2 separate regions of the Homo sapiens genome follow, and region 2 is linked to region 1. Evidence: read pairs that join two places in POLR2A ChIA-PET (ENCODE). Cell type or tissue: PC-3. All regions are shown on one strand. Each heading gives the region's core, and the rest is flanking DNA. Links, peaks and the distances in the headings are about the cores only.

Region 1 (6,338 bases), core at 1,712-4,211:
TGCTGTTGTCATTGATTTGAGACATTCTTTTCTATAATAGAATTATAGTGCTATAACTTTCCCCTAGGAACTGCTTTAGCTGCTTACCACAAATATTGATATGTACTATTTTCTTTTTCAGGTAGTTCAAAACACTTTAGAAGTTCATTTTAATGTAGTTTTCATTTTTGCTCATGGTTTATGTTGAACTGTTTTACTCAGTTTTCAAATATTTGAGAATTTTCCAGAGGTTTTCAAAAATTGATTTCTAATTTAATATATTGGAGTCAGAGAACATACTTTGTAAAATGCTTTTAAGTTTATAGAGATTTTGCAAATGTTATGGATTGAATTTTATCCTCCTCCGCAAATTTATATGTTGAAGCCTTAACCCCCAGTGTGACTATATTTGGAGCTAGTGAGACAGGATAGTTCCCTTGAGCCCCTTTGTGGGCAGGAACTGGAGTGGCTTGTTTCACTCAGCCAGCTGTTGGCCACTCCTTGAGAGAGGGAGCACATGAGCAAGCAAGTGCAGGAACCAGAGGGAATGAATGCTAGAGCCAGCCGGTCACTCCTCTCTGTCAGGAGCAGGTTGTGTGGGCCCTGCAGCAGTGTCCAAGTCCCTGCCCTCTGAGCACCCAGGTTCTTGCCTGGCATCCAGGAAGAATCAGGTCACACAAACAGACTGAAGGGTAGTGTATGCAGAGGATTTTATTAGGTGATAAAGGTGGCTCCTTGTGGGATGGGGAATTGGAAAGGGGATGGTGCGGAAAGAAGGTGATCTTTCCCTGAAGCCACACCATCTGACGTTAGCCGTGTCTATCCTTAGTCTCAGAAGCTCCCTTGCTGCTTCTGTGCTTGCCACTCAGCAGCTTGTATTGCTCTGCCAGCTGATGTCTTTTTGTGGCAGAGCAATACAGAATAGGGGAGTGATAGACCAAAAAGGCAACATTTGGGCATTAAAAACAAGGTCAGCTGTTTTCACTTAGGGCTACAGTTCCAGGCTTAAGGGTGGGGTTTAGCCAGGAGCCCAAACATTCTGTATCAATAAGGCCTCCAATTCATGGCAAGAATATGGTATAATATGGTAAATGTCTTGAGTGCGCTTGAAAAGAATATGTATTCTGCTGTTGTCAGAGGTGTCAATTCATTCTAGCTGGCTGACTGTTGTTCAAAGTTTCTACATTATTATTGATTTTCTGTTATATAGCATATAAGTTATGGAGAAAGGGCTAGTTAAATCTCTGATTATACCTATGGATCTGTCTATTTCTCCTTCAAGTTCTCCCAGGTTTTGCTTCATTTATTGTGAAGTTCTTATTACATGCATAAAATTTAGAATTGTTACGTCATGTTGATAAATTAATGCCTTTGTTATTTTGAAATGACCTCCAAATGACCTTCTTCATTCCTGGTAGAAATTGTTGCTCTGAAATCTACTTTGCCTTGTATTTAAAATAGCCACTCCAGGTTTCTTTTGATTAGAGTTAGAATAGTTTTTTTTAATTCTTATACTTTTCATTTATTTATATCTTTGTATTTAAAATGAGTTTTACTTAGGCCGCATATGCTCAGTCTTACTTTTTTTTTTTTTTTTTTTTTGAGACAGGGTCTCACTCTGTCACCCTGGCTACAGGACAGTGGCACAACCAATTCTCATGTCTTGGCCACTGAAGTAGCTGGGATTCCAGGCTTTAGCCACCACACGTGGCCTTACTTCTTTTAAATTTACATTATAAATGGGTTGCATCTGATAATGTCTTCTTTTATATTGAGGTATGTAACTCATTTACATTTAATGTAGTTATTGATTTGATTAAGAATAGGCAACAAAAGAAAAAATGGATAAATTGAACTTCATGAACATTTAAAATTTTTGTGCATCAGAAGACACTATTGGCAGAGTAAAAACAACTCACAGAATGGGAGAATATATTTGCAAATCACTTATTTCATAAGAGATTAATATCCAGAATGTATATAGAAATTCTAAAACTCAACAACAAAAAACTAACAACTCAATTCAAAAATGGGCAAAGGACTTCAGAAAATATTTCTCCAAAGAAAATGCACAGATAGCTAATAAGCACATGAAAAGATGCTCAACGTTACTAATCATCAAATGCAAATCAAAACAAGATACCACCTCACACCATTAAGAGGGCTACTATTTTATATACATATATATTTTTTAATGAAAAGTAACCCTTAGCAAGGGTGTGGATAAATTGGAACCCATGTGCACTGTTGATGGGAATGTAAAATGATGCAGCTACTGTGTAAAATAATATGTCAGTTTCTAAAAAAATTTAAAAATACAATTATCTTATGATCTAGAAATCCCACTTCTGAGTGTATATTTAAAAGAATTGAAAGCAGGGTCTCCAAGAGATATTTGCACACCATGTTCATAGCAGCATTATTCACAATTGCTAAAATGAGGAAGCCAGCCAGATGTCTATCAATGGATGAATGGATAAGGAAACTGCTATCTATACACACAATGGAATATTACTCAGCCTTAAAAAGGAAGGAAATTCTGACAGATGATACAACATGGATGAACCTTAAGGACTTTATGCTCAGTAAAATAAGCTCATCATCACAAAAAGATAGATAGTATGTGATTCCTCTTATATGAGGTACCTATAGTCGTCAAGATCAGAGAGACATAAGTAGGGTGGTGTGTACCAGGAACTCAGGGGAAAAGGGAGAAGTGGAGAGTTGTTTGATGTGTACAGTTTCATTTTTGCATATGAAAAGCGTTCTGGGGATGGATGGTGGTGATGGCTACAGAAAAATGCAAATGTACTTGGTGCCACTAAACTGCAAATTTTACGTGTATTTTACCACAATAAAAAGGATTAGAAAAAAATAAAAACACCCTTGCTTCAGATACATCTGTCTGGGTCAGGTCAGTTCCCTGGCTTCCTTCTCTATACTGGAGCTGGAGTGCATTCCAGGCACCCTATTGGCCACACAGAAGGGTGAGTGTTGCTTGTTCTCCCTCCTGTGCTGCCATTCAAGGCAGCCATGTCTGTCCCTAGGGCCCTAGTGATTATCCAGGGGAAAACTGAGCCCCTCTGAGAAACATATCCCCCATACAGGAAATTCTGATGACTGGGGCCACAACAGCTATTCTCAGCCCCTGAGGAAGGAACTGATTGCCCAGATTGTATTCAAGGATGAGTCCGTTTTGCCTGGAAATGTCTAAAATTGCTAAGTGTATATTCATTCCCTCAACAAATATTTATTGGGTGACTACTATGTGTGAGGCGTGCTTCTAACTGTGAGTGCAGTGATCCTGACTATTTGTCTTTGCTCAAATTACTTCACATTTGGGAAAATTCGTGTGCTAAGAAGACTGTGTCCAGGACCATTGAGTCCAGTGTCCCCCTTTCCAGAAGGCACTGGGATCAGTTTAGACTTTTGAGATAGGTAGGCCCAGCCAAGAGGAGACAAGAGCACAGAAAGACATCCACAAACATTCCTAAAAAGAGAGAACTGGAAGCTTTTGTGGAAGCTTAGGCAGTGCCGAAAACTCCTGGACTTTCCTTCGTGGCCCATCTGCAGAGTGGTGCTCCTTTGGGAGCTGGCCTGGCCTCCCTCTCCCACCCCTCTGCTCTCCCTGGGCAGATGCACCAGCAGCCCAGGTGCAATGCATACCTGCAGGCTGACTGCTTCCACAATGCAGACCCCCTCTCTGAGCTACCGCATCGCCTGTGGGACACTCAGGGATGTCTCACAGGGATGGCAGACTCAGCCTCTTTAACATAGGACTCATGCTTTTTCCCCTACCTGAAAGCCTGCTCTCCTGGAAGGATGCTGACCTCAGATGGCCAGGTCCTCCACACAGCCCCAAGCAGGAAACTGGCCACCACTCTTCCTCCCCTGCTCTGTCACCCTTCCCTAACCTCGGCCTCTAAAGCCTGGTTCCAAACATGTGGAACTCTGTGTCAGTTGTCACTCTCCTGCCACTGCCCAGGATCAAACCACCTCACAGATAAATTGCAAACACTGATCTTCTGAAACCCCGGTATCTACTTCCCCCAGCCTCCTCACATCTCCTCATTCCCTCCCAACATGGAGTCCACTCTCCACTCTGCAGCCATGGCATGCATCCAATCGTGCCACTTCTCTGTCTTTCAGTAGCTTCCCCTCAGACCCCTTCTTAGTCTAGAGCCAGCCCCTCCCCAGGATGCAGTCTCTGGACCTTTCTCCGCCCCTTCCCCCCAACTTTCCTGCAAACCCTATACATGGGACTTGCTCAGAAGCACCTCCTCCAGGCCTCAGCAAATCCCACTTCCTCAGCTATGGCCCGTACTCCTGCATCTAAATTCTACCCATCTCTGATACTCACTTTAACCCTCCCCTGCCAAGCACCCAGCCAGCTGAAGCACCACCCATCTCCCCCTAGGTAACCCTGTGCTTACCCCTCCCAGGTGCACCACCTGCCTTGACCTTATTGGACACACAGTCATGTCAGAGAACATGAGGATGCTGGACTCTGAAGCAAAACTGTGCCAATGATTCCTCGGCCCCTGCCCTCCTCTGAGCTCACTTCAGAGGTCTCTGTGCATCGATAACGCTAGACTCACAAGACTATGAGAATAGAGGAATGAGGTCTTGCATTTCTTCTGCATCTTCCCTCAGAGGCTAGAGCCCGGTGGACACTCACCATCCCCTCATGGCTCCACACTCTCCCCACCGGGCTCCACAGTCTCTAAAGGAAGAGACCATGGGCTCTTTCCATGTCCAAATATCTCTATCAAAGGTGCCATGCTTTACACATTGTCAGAATCACTAGAAGGTTGCATTTTTCAAAATCATCAGGAAATTATAAAGAGCTGCAGAATGTTTGGAAACTAAGGCCAACCAAGTCACAGAGTGGCCTGCTGACTCAAGGCTACAACGTGGACTCTCAGAAGAGACGGGGGTGTCTTAGCATCTGCTTTCTTGCTTACCCTGAGTTCTCACAGAGCAGCAAGTGCCCGCAGGAAAGCCCCAGGATCCCTCAGTAAGACTTGGTGGCTGAAAGGAGTCTCCACCCTGAGTCTGTGCCAGGGGTTCCTTTACCAAGACTGGCCAGCAGCTGGGTCATCTGCCTGGCTCCTTTCCATGGATGCACACCGGGGGCCTCCTCTGGAGACTCTGATAGGCCTGGGCTGAAAATGAGCAGGACTGGCTACATACTGTGTAGGACCCAGTAAAAAATTAAAATGTAGGGCCCGTTGTTCAAAAATTTTGAAGAATTTCAAGACTGTGACAGCAGAGTGCTAAGCCAAGCCCAGGGTTTTTCTAAGCGCAGACTCATGAAGCCAGCCCTGGGTCTGTGATGTGCACTCCAGGATTGTGGCTCCAGTGACACTGGTGCTGCCTCTATGCCTACGAACCTCAGCTGGATGCCATGACATGTCCCTGTGGGACAGGACCAAGGAGCACGGAGCCCAGAGCCCCCGGGGCACTGCAGAACAATTCTGGAGAGTCTGTCCACCCTGGCTTTCCGCTACACAGGCTGTGGTCTCATTTTACTCTTCTTATATTTTAAACTATATGTTTAGGAGTATCTAGAGCCCTCTGACATGGTTTTCTTTTAGAATCATTTTTCTGTTTGCTGTCCCACTATTTGATTCAAAATCACCTGCTGGCAATGGGACTGGAAAGCAGGAAAGAGTAAGCTCCTTCACCCGATCCCTGAAGCTCACAATGGAGCCCTGAAGGGGATGGTGAATGTCCACAGTGCTCTAGCCTCTGAGGAAAGATGCCAAAGAAACGCAAGACCTCATTCCTCTATTCTCATAGTCTCGTCAGTCCAGTGTTATCAGTGCACAAAGATCTATGAAGGAAATGAGCCTTAACTCTACCAATGAGCTCAGAGGAGGGCAGGGGCCCAGGAGTCATGGGCACAGCTTCACTTCAGAGCCTGGCATCCTCATGTTGAAGGAAAGTGTGGCCAATGTGATGACAAGTTATATCCAAAAATAGCATATGAGGGTCCGTCTGGAGGATGGTCCAGCAAACAGTGGGCAAAGATGCCATTCATTCTGCTTCAGATCCAAGCGCCTCCCAGGCTGGGACTCCAGGACAGGCCTGTGGGAGCGTCGGTATCACACATTCCCACCCCTGGCATATCTGTGGAACTGTCATCCAGACCAGACACTGTGGAAGCCATTGCAATAACCTTGTGAGGTGGGTAATGTTATTATTCCCACTTCATGAGCAAGAATGATGAGATTTAGAGAGGCCACGTGACTTTGTGGGTGATACAGCCATGGGCAGAGCTGAGATAAAAGCATGTGAAGGAGTTTGGAATGTGCCACCCCAAAATATGCCACTTTGATATACTGATTATTTTGAGT
Region 2 (6,338 bases), core at 1,750-4,249, 64 kb after region 1:
CCTTTGACAAGGCTCTGTAGAAGTTAGTCCCTTTATGCAAATTGGCCTCGCTGTCTGGCGCGTGTGTGTGTGTGTGTGTGTGTGTGTGTGTGTGTGTGTGTACAATGGCATTGACCTGAAAGTAAAATCCAATAGGTAAGAAACATCCTATTCCAACCATGACAGACCCTTCCTCCAATGCATGTGGGTGGAGCATGGTCACCATCCCCAAGATTTCTGGTTCTCAGTCTCAAAATGTGGGCTTAGCAATCTATGGAGTAGCCTTTCCAAGCATCCCCTGTGAGCAAAGACAGTCTAAAACCAACATAAAAATGAGTGTCCATGTGGGTGTAGAGTTTTCATGATCCAGGACGGCGCATTAAAAAGACCTAGAGAGATTCAGCAGTACTGAGGCCTGGCCCCACCACAGACCAATGAAAGCAGAATATCTGGGGAGGGGTCAGGCATCTTTATTCTTTGAACTCCTCAGCTGATTTTAAGAGGCAGCCGGGGTGGAAAATTCTGGGTCAGGCCTTACAGAGACTGGAGTCCATGGCTCCTCCAGCTAGCCTGATAGCAATTCTATCCGCACAAGAACCATCCTGTCCCCACACACTCTGTGTCGTCCAGCCAGTGGTTCTCAGACTTTGATGTATGTCCAAGTCACCTGGGAGGATCATAAGGACCATAGAGCCCCAGGTTCCTTGAAGTGGGTGGGACCCGGGCCCAGGGATTTCTCAGAGCTCCTGGGTGAGTCTGATGCCCATCCGAGTGTGATCACCAAGGGCCTTGTCCTTACAGAGAGTAGAAGGTGGCTGAGCAAGCACAGTAATTGATGGCAGTGCTCCTTGCCTGTGTCCCAGTAATACCAGCCAGGAGCCAGCTGAGCCTCCTGCAGAGGTGAGCCAAAGTGAGCCCCCCACTCCTTCACCTCCTCCTCCCACACACACCAGAAAGCCATTCTGGAGCTGTGCCTGTACAAAACCCAGTTTCCTCAGCCACTGTGGCTCCGGGTGGGCTTCTGCACTCTGCACCTGTCATCCCAGGAGCGCTGTCCCGGGCTCCACCTGACTCAGGGAGAGGTCTGTGCCCTGTGCTCTGAAATGCTGGGTCTCCAGACACTCCATCCATGAAACAAACAAAATAGGGTGACTCTGTGTCCTCAAATGGGAAGGCTCCAACACATGCTACTTCCTGGCCCCTTGAATTGGTACTCTCCACCAGAGCCACCACCCAGGCTCTGTGGTCCATGAGGAGAGAGGCTCACAATGGGGCCTCCTCCAAGGAGAACAAGCTCCCAGGAGACCTCCCCTCAAACCCAGGGCTCTGAGCTGGCTAATGTCCAAGGAGAGGCACAAGAATGGCTGGTCAGGGACTGGAGTCTCTGCCTGGCCTACCTAAGGGCATCCTCAGCTGCAGGTCCCCTGACTCGATGAACAGAACAGGGAGGGGATGCCGCTGAGCATCCACCCCCACAGCCTATCTGTCTCATTCCAGCCAGACAGCCCCTCCAGGGCCTGAGATGTAACTCTGCTTCCTTCTAGCCTGAAGCCATGGAGGAGACCGGGTGGGGGCAGGTGTGGACAGGTCAACTCTGGCCAGACAGGGCCCTAAGGTGCCGCCTTGCCGGGGTGCCAGGCTCTGACTCTGGGACAAGGACACCAGACCACACCAACCACACTTGCCAGCCTGCCCTGTCTGCTCTGAGCCACCCCCTTGGCCCACTGCCTCTTCCCTCTGCCGGACGCCTACCTCTGACGCCTCCCCCCACAGCTCCATGTCAGCCATATGCTGTCTCTGTCTTCTCATTAGGACTTTAGGCACACTCCAGACAACATCTCTTTTTATGAGCTACCTAAAAAATTCCTCTCCAGCAACACCAAGCCACCAAGGGGTGGCCAGCAAGGCAGGACTCTCCAGGCCAGGCCAGCAGGGCTACCTGGGAGGAGGCTTGTGGCAGAGGGGCAGAGGTGGGCTACTCCCAGGCTGCATTTAGGACTATTTTGCAGATAGGTAATGGGGAACCACCCACAAGGATAGAGTTTGAAATAAGAAGCAAGCTAAAGCCAGGGCTTTGGGGAATGGAGCTCAGATCCCCAAAACTTAGCATGTAGAAAAACATTTTTGAATCTTACTGGGCATAAGACTCACCAGGAAGAGATAAAAATGCAGATTTCAAGGCAGCCGAGGAAGCTGCTCCCTCAGCAAGCCCTGCTAGGCCTGCGATGTGTTCCCAGGAAAGATTATGGAAGATTTGAAGAGAAAAGCAGAATCCAGGCTTGGGTGAGGTCGGACAGCCAAGGCCAGAGCACAGGGTGGAAACCAGAGAGGTCCTGAGGTCCGAGCTGGCGGGAAGTACAGGAGAAGCAGGAGGGCTGTGAGTGGGACATGGATCCTAAAGCCACAGATCTCTGGGCATGACTTCCTGCGATTCTGAAAGCCTCCAGCTTTTAGGTCAACCCTTGAAATGTGAGCAGGCCATACAGAACCTCGGGGCCTATGAAATCTTCCTCCTTAGAAATAGACTCTTAATTTAGAGTTGAGAGTCCACCCAAGAGGAAAGAGCTAGATTTATTGCTGGCAAAATATGAAGGATGTAACATGATACCTCTTCAAGTCTCCTTATATATTTTCACAGGCCAGGCAGTAATTGCCTCCAGAGATGAGGCCCTGATGGGTTAGGGGAGGAACCCTGCCCACCCGCCCGCCAGCTAGGAGGAGGGAGTCTGGGGCCAGGTACAGCTGTGGTAGGGATGCAGGACAGAACGGACTCACAAAAAGAAGTCGTGGTGGGGTCCACCAGGCCCAGGAACTGGCAAATAAGGAAACCACAGAAATAGAGGGAAGGTGGCAAACAGGGCGGAAGGGAGCCAAGAACTTGCTCGTTACAAAGGCAGGAACCCTACTCTGTTCCCAAAGGCCTGAAATATCTCCAGAGGGTAGCTGTGTCCACACAAAGCTTCCTCTGGGTGAATCAGGCACAATGAGGGCCCGGGATGAGTCACTCTCGTTCCAGCCTGGCGTCTTCCCTTTGGGAGCCTTTCTGCAGACAGAAAACTGTAGCCAAATTAGGACACTCTAAGGATCCGAAGGCACCAAGACCTGCTGGCCTGCGACCAGAAGAATCCAGATTTTATGCCTGATTTGGGGTGATCCTTAAGTCATCCGACTCATTTTCCTTATGGTGAAGGGTGTTTATCAAAGCCCAGTGACTTGTGAAGACCACCAAATGGTGCCTATGTGATGTCAAAGCTGTGCTGGAAGAAGGGAAGGGTATTCTCTCAACTAGTGGTTCAGGAGAAAGAGGCATGACCCCCACAAGCACTCGGAAAACTTTCATCCACCAAATAATCACACAAGTCATGCAAATGAACACTGTGGGAGGTGCCTCAAAGGAAAGAACATGCCCCTGCCCCTGCCCCTGCCCTTGCCCCCGCCCCAGCCCCTGGGGACGCCGGCAAAGCTTCTGTGAGGAGCTCACCTTTGGACTGAGGTCTGGAGGATAAGCGCATGCCAACAGGCCAAAGAAGAGGTGGACAGTCACGGGGACAAACAGAACACTATGCAGACGCCTAGAGCAGGGGTTCATGGTGAGCTCAGCCTCATGAGAGGTTGCAGCCAGACTGGGGAGGGCTGTGGACCAGGTAAAGATCTAGTCATTGTTCTGCAAAAAAATGAAAAAAAAAAAAGGATGTGAAGCATGTAGAGCCACTGAAGGATTTTAGGCAGGACAGCAGCACAGTGAAGCTTTGAAAAAGGCCATGCCGGCCAGATGCAGTGCAGGGGGAGGCTTGCAAGTTACAGGACCAGTGCAGAGAGGCATCCTGGCCATTTCCACCATGCAGTCTCGAGAGAGCTGCTGCAGCTCCAACTGAGACGCTGGCTGTGGATAAAGGTGAATGTGTCTGAGAACACCTGACAGGCAGAATCAGCGGGGACAGACTGCATTTGGGGTAGATGAGGGTTTGCTGTCTCCAAGGCAATATCCTAACAGGAGGAGCACGGGAACAAGGTGTGACTTAGGGCTCCAGATTCAGGTTCTGTTTTTATTATGTCAAGACGCAGGTGCCATCTACATGGGAGCTTCAGGAAGGTGATTGTCTGTGTGTTTCTGGAGCTGTGAAGAAAGTTCTAGAAGGAGATTTCTATGTCAGCTGCACACAGGAGCTCACGAAGCCAAGCTCCTGAATGAGGTGGCCAGAGGAGAGCTCCACATGAGAAAGAGTGACAGCTAGGACCGAGCCACAATTGCCCCCCATAGACAATAGCCATGAGCAGTGCGCAGGGGAACCAGGAGAGAATGGGACCTGGAGGCCAAGATGGTGTGTCAGGAGGAAGAAACCGTTAGCAATGACAAAAGCTGCTGAGACCCTGGAAAAGAGAGACAACAAGAGAACTCCAAGGGCTGTACTAAGAGATCATCCCGAAAATGCTGAAAAGTCAATAGGCGACAGACTGTAGGGACATTGGGTTGCATGTGAAAACAATTGGGGTGAGCGAGGAAATGTTAACCCTTTTGAATATGTGAGAAGTAGGATTGGAGCTGTGCTCAGAGAAGATCATGGTGGCTTAAAAGGAGAGAAACAAAGCTAGGAATTCCATTCTCCATGTTTATACTGCCATTTTGTAAGAAATAAGGCAGTGTAGGACAAGGCTGGAGTAGTCCAGGAATTGACAGGAATGATCAAATCATGGCCACTGAGCTCGCAGGAACTGAATTAAGGGGTGACTCCACAGACACGGAAAGGAGAGCAGCTGGACTTAGTGGCTGAATGGGCCACTACAGGGTGAAGGCATAGACAACTAAGAGACTGGCGGGAAGAAGAAGCAGGATCCATGTCCCTGTCATAGCTGGATGGCCAGGGATTCTGTGCTGAGCTGTTGTCAAGGGCAGCTGTTTCAGGTTCCAGCAGAATATCACAATGTGGAGACACCCATCAGTCACTGTTACCTGCAGACCTGTGCTCAGGACACAGGGCAAGTCGGTGTGGGGCCGGCAGGGACTGCAGAGTCCACTCAGAGGACATGTGCGGAATGCACAGAGGGGCTGTGGAAACACAGAGCCCAGGAGGAAAGGACAGTGGACAGCAGGAGTGACCAGGAGAGACGGAGAAAAGGATGGATGAGGAATGGAGCCCCTGCAGAGAAGGGCAGAGAGACTGTTCCCACCATGGGTTTAGGGGGAGATGCAGGACAAGGTTCCTGCAGTCCCCTGGGTTTGGAGTGCACAGTTTCCACTCGTGTGTAGGAGTAGGAGCCAAATGGAAAGGGATGGAGACAGAGGAGGAGGGCAGAGGAGAAGCAGCTCAGGACCACACCATGTGAGGATAGAAAGAGGGCTGGGAGCACGAACAGCCCCGGGGCTCAGCGCAGGCTGCCAAGGGAATTCTTCAGTTATCTGTTTTGGCTGCTACTCTTTATGTGTGTGAATATGCGTGTGTGTGTTTTCCGAGCTTTATTGAAGTATAACTAACAAATAAAAATTGAGTATTTAAGGTGTACAAGGTCATGTTTTGATATATGCATTGTGAGATTACCAGGAACAAGCTAATCACCATATCCATCACATTTTTATAAGAATACTTGAAATCTATTAGCAAATTTCAAGGATATAATGCCATGCATTATTAGGTCTTCATAATTTAGCTAATAACTAAAAGTTTCCTATCTTGTTTTTCAATAAGGAAGATGGGTATAGAAAAGTCAAAGTGGCCAATGAACATGGAAAAAAGGACAAGATTAATAGCAGTAATTACCCAACATGCTAATTAAGAACTGAAACATTGTCCATCTGTCAAAGTAGCAAATGCAAAAAGTTTCTGCAGAAACATCATTTGGGTTAAAGACTGCGTATCATAGGATGGCATTTTTCCCTGGCTCTGTCGCTGCTGCCATGGTGGCTCTCCTGGCCCCTGCTGTGGGCACATCTGGACACAACCCCCACCCTCCTCACTTCCCTGTGGTGTGGGTCGCTTCCTCTAGAGCTGCAATTACATTTGAGCCAGAGTCAGACACAGAGGCCTCCAAGCCCTGAAGATGCGGCAGGGTGTGCGAGGCTGCAGGAAGCTGCCTCAGGACCTGCTTGTGCAGGCGGGAAGGCAAGCTCAATGGCAACTCCATGATGTCTTAGAGATTGACTCTAATGTTACAAAGAGGAGAGAGACCGAAAGAGCCATATCTGAGGTCCAGAAACAGAGCCAAGTGGGCACTGTAACTCAGGATGGGTCAAGGGACCTGGCCACTCACACACAGCTGGCAGGTGGCAGAGCCGGGATTTCATCCAGGCTGCCAAAACCCAAACACAGACCCTGCCTGCAGCACGCTCTGCCTCTCTAAGTCCACCCTGCCTATGACCAGGA

The links. Peaks named below come from ENCODE experiments on the same cell type or tissue, not always from the same donor. Only the 100,000 strongest peaks of a DNase experiment are listed, where the experiment ranks them.
Region 2: POLR2A ChIA-PET joins it to region 1 with 5 read pairs; 2 of 35 experiments call an interaction of 5 or more read pairs at or near these places.

Annotation. Positions count from the first base shown.
Region 1 is chr10:43,928,347-43,934,684 of GRCh38, reverse strand. All of the region lies in intron 2 of LINC00841 (long intergenic non-protein coding RNA 841), which reads right to left. Among named protein-coding and RNA genes, the nearest start is that of LINC02659, 19 kb to the right of the region's middle. In PC-3, for the core only: no CTCF peak of the experiment used is centred there; a DNase peak (open chromatin) is centred at 3,214; H3K27ac peaks cover 1,109 bases.
Region 2 is chr10:43,864,462-43,870,799 of GRCh38, reverse strand. LINC00840 (long intergenic non-protein coding RNA 840) reads right to left here. Exons shown (of 5, transcript NR_038268.1): 3 at 3,461-3,643. Among named protein-coding and RNA genes, the nearest start is that of LINC00840, 8.2 kb to the right of the region's middle. RefSeq lists a silencer at 3,345-3,639, a cis regulatory region at 5,951 and an enhancer at 5,867-6,036. In PC-3, for the core only: no CTCF peak of the experiment used is centred there; a DNase peak (open chromatin) is centred at 2,939; H3K27ac peaks cover 1,235 bases.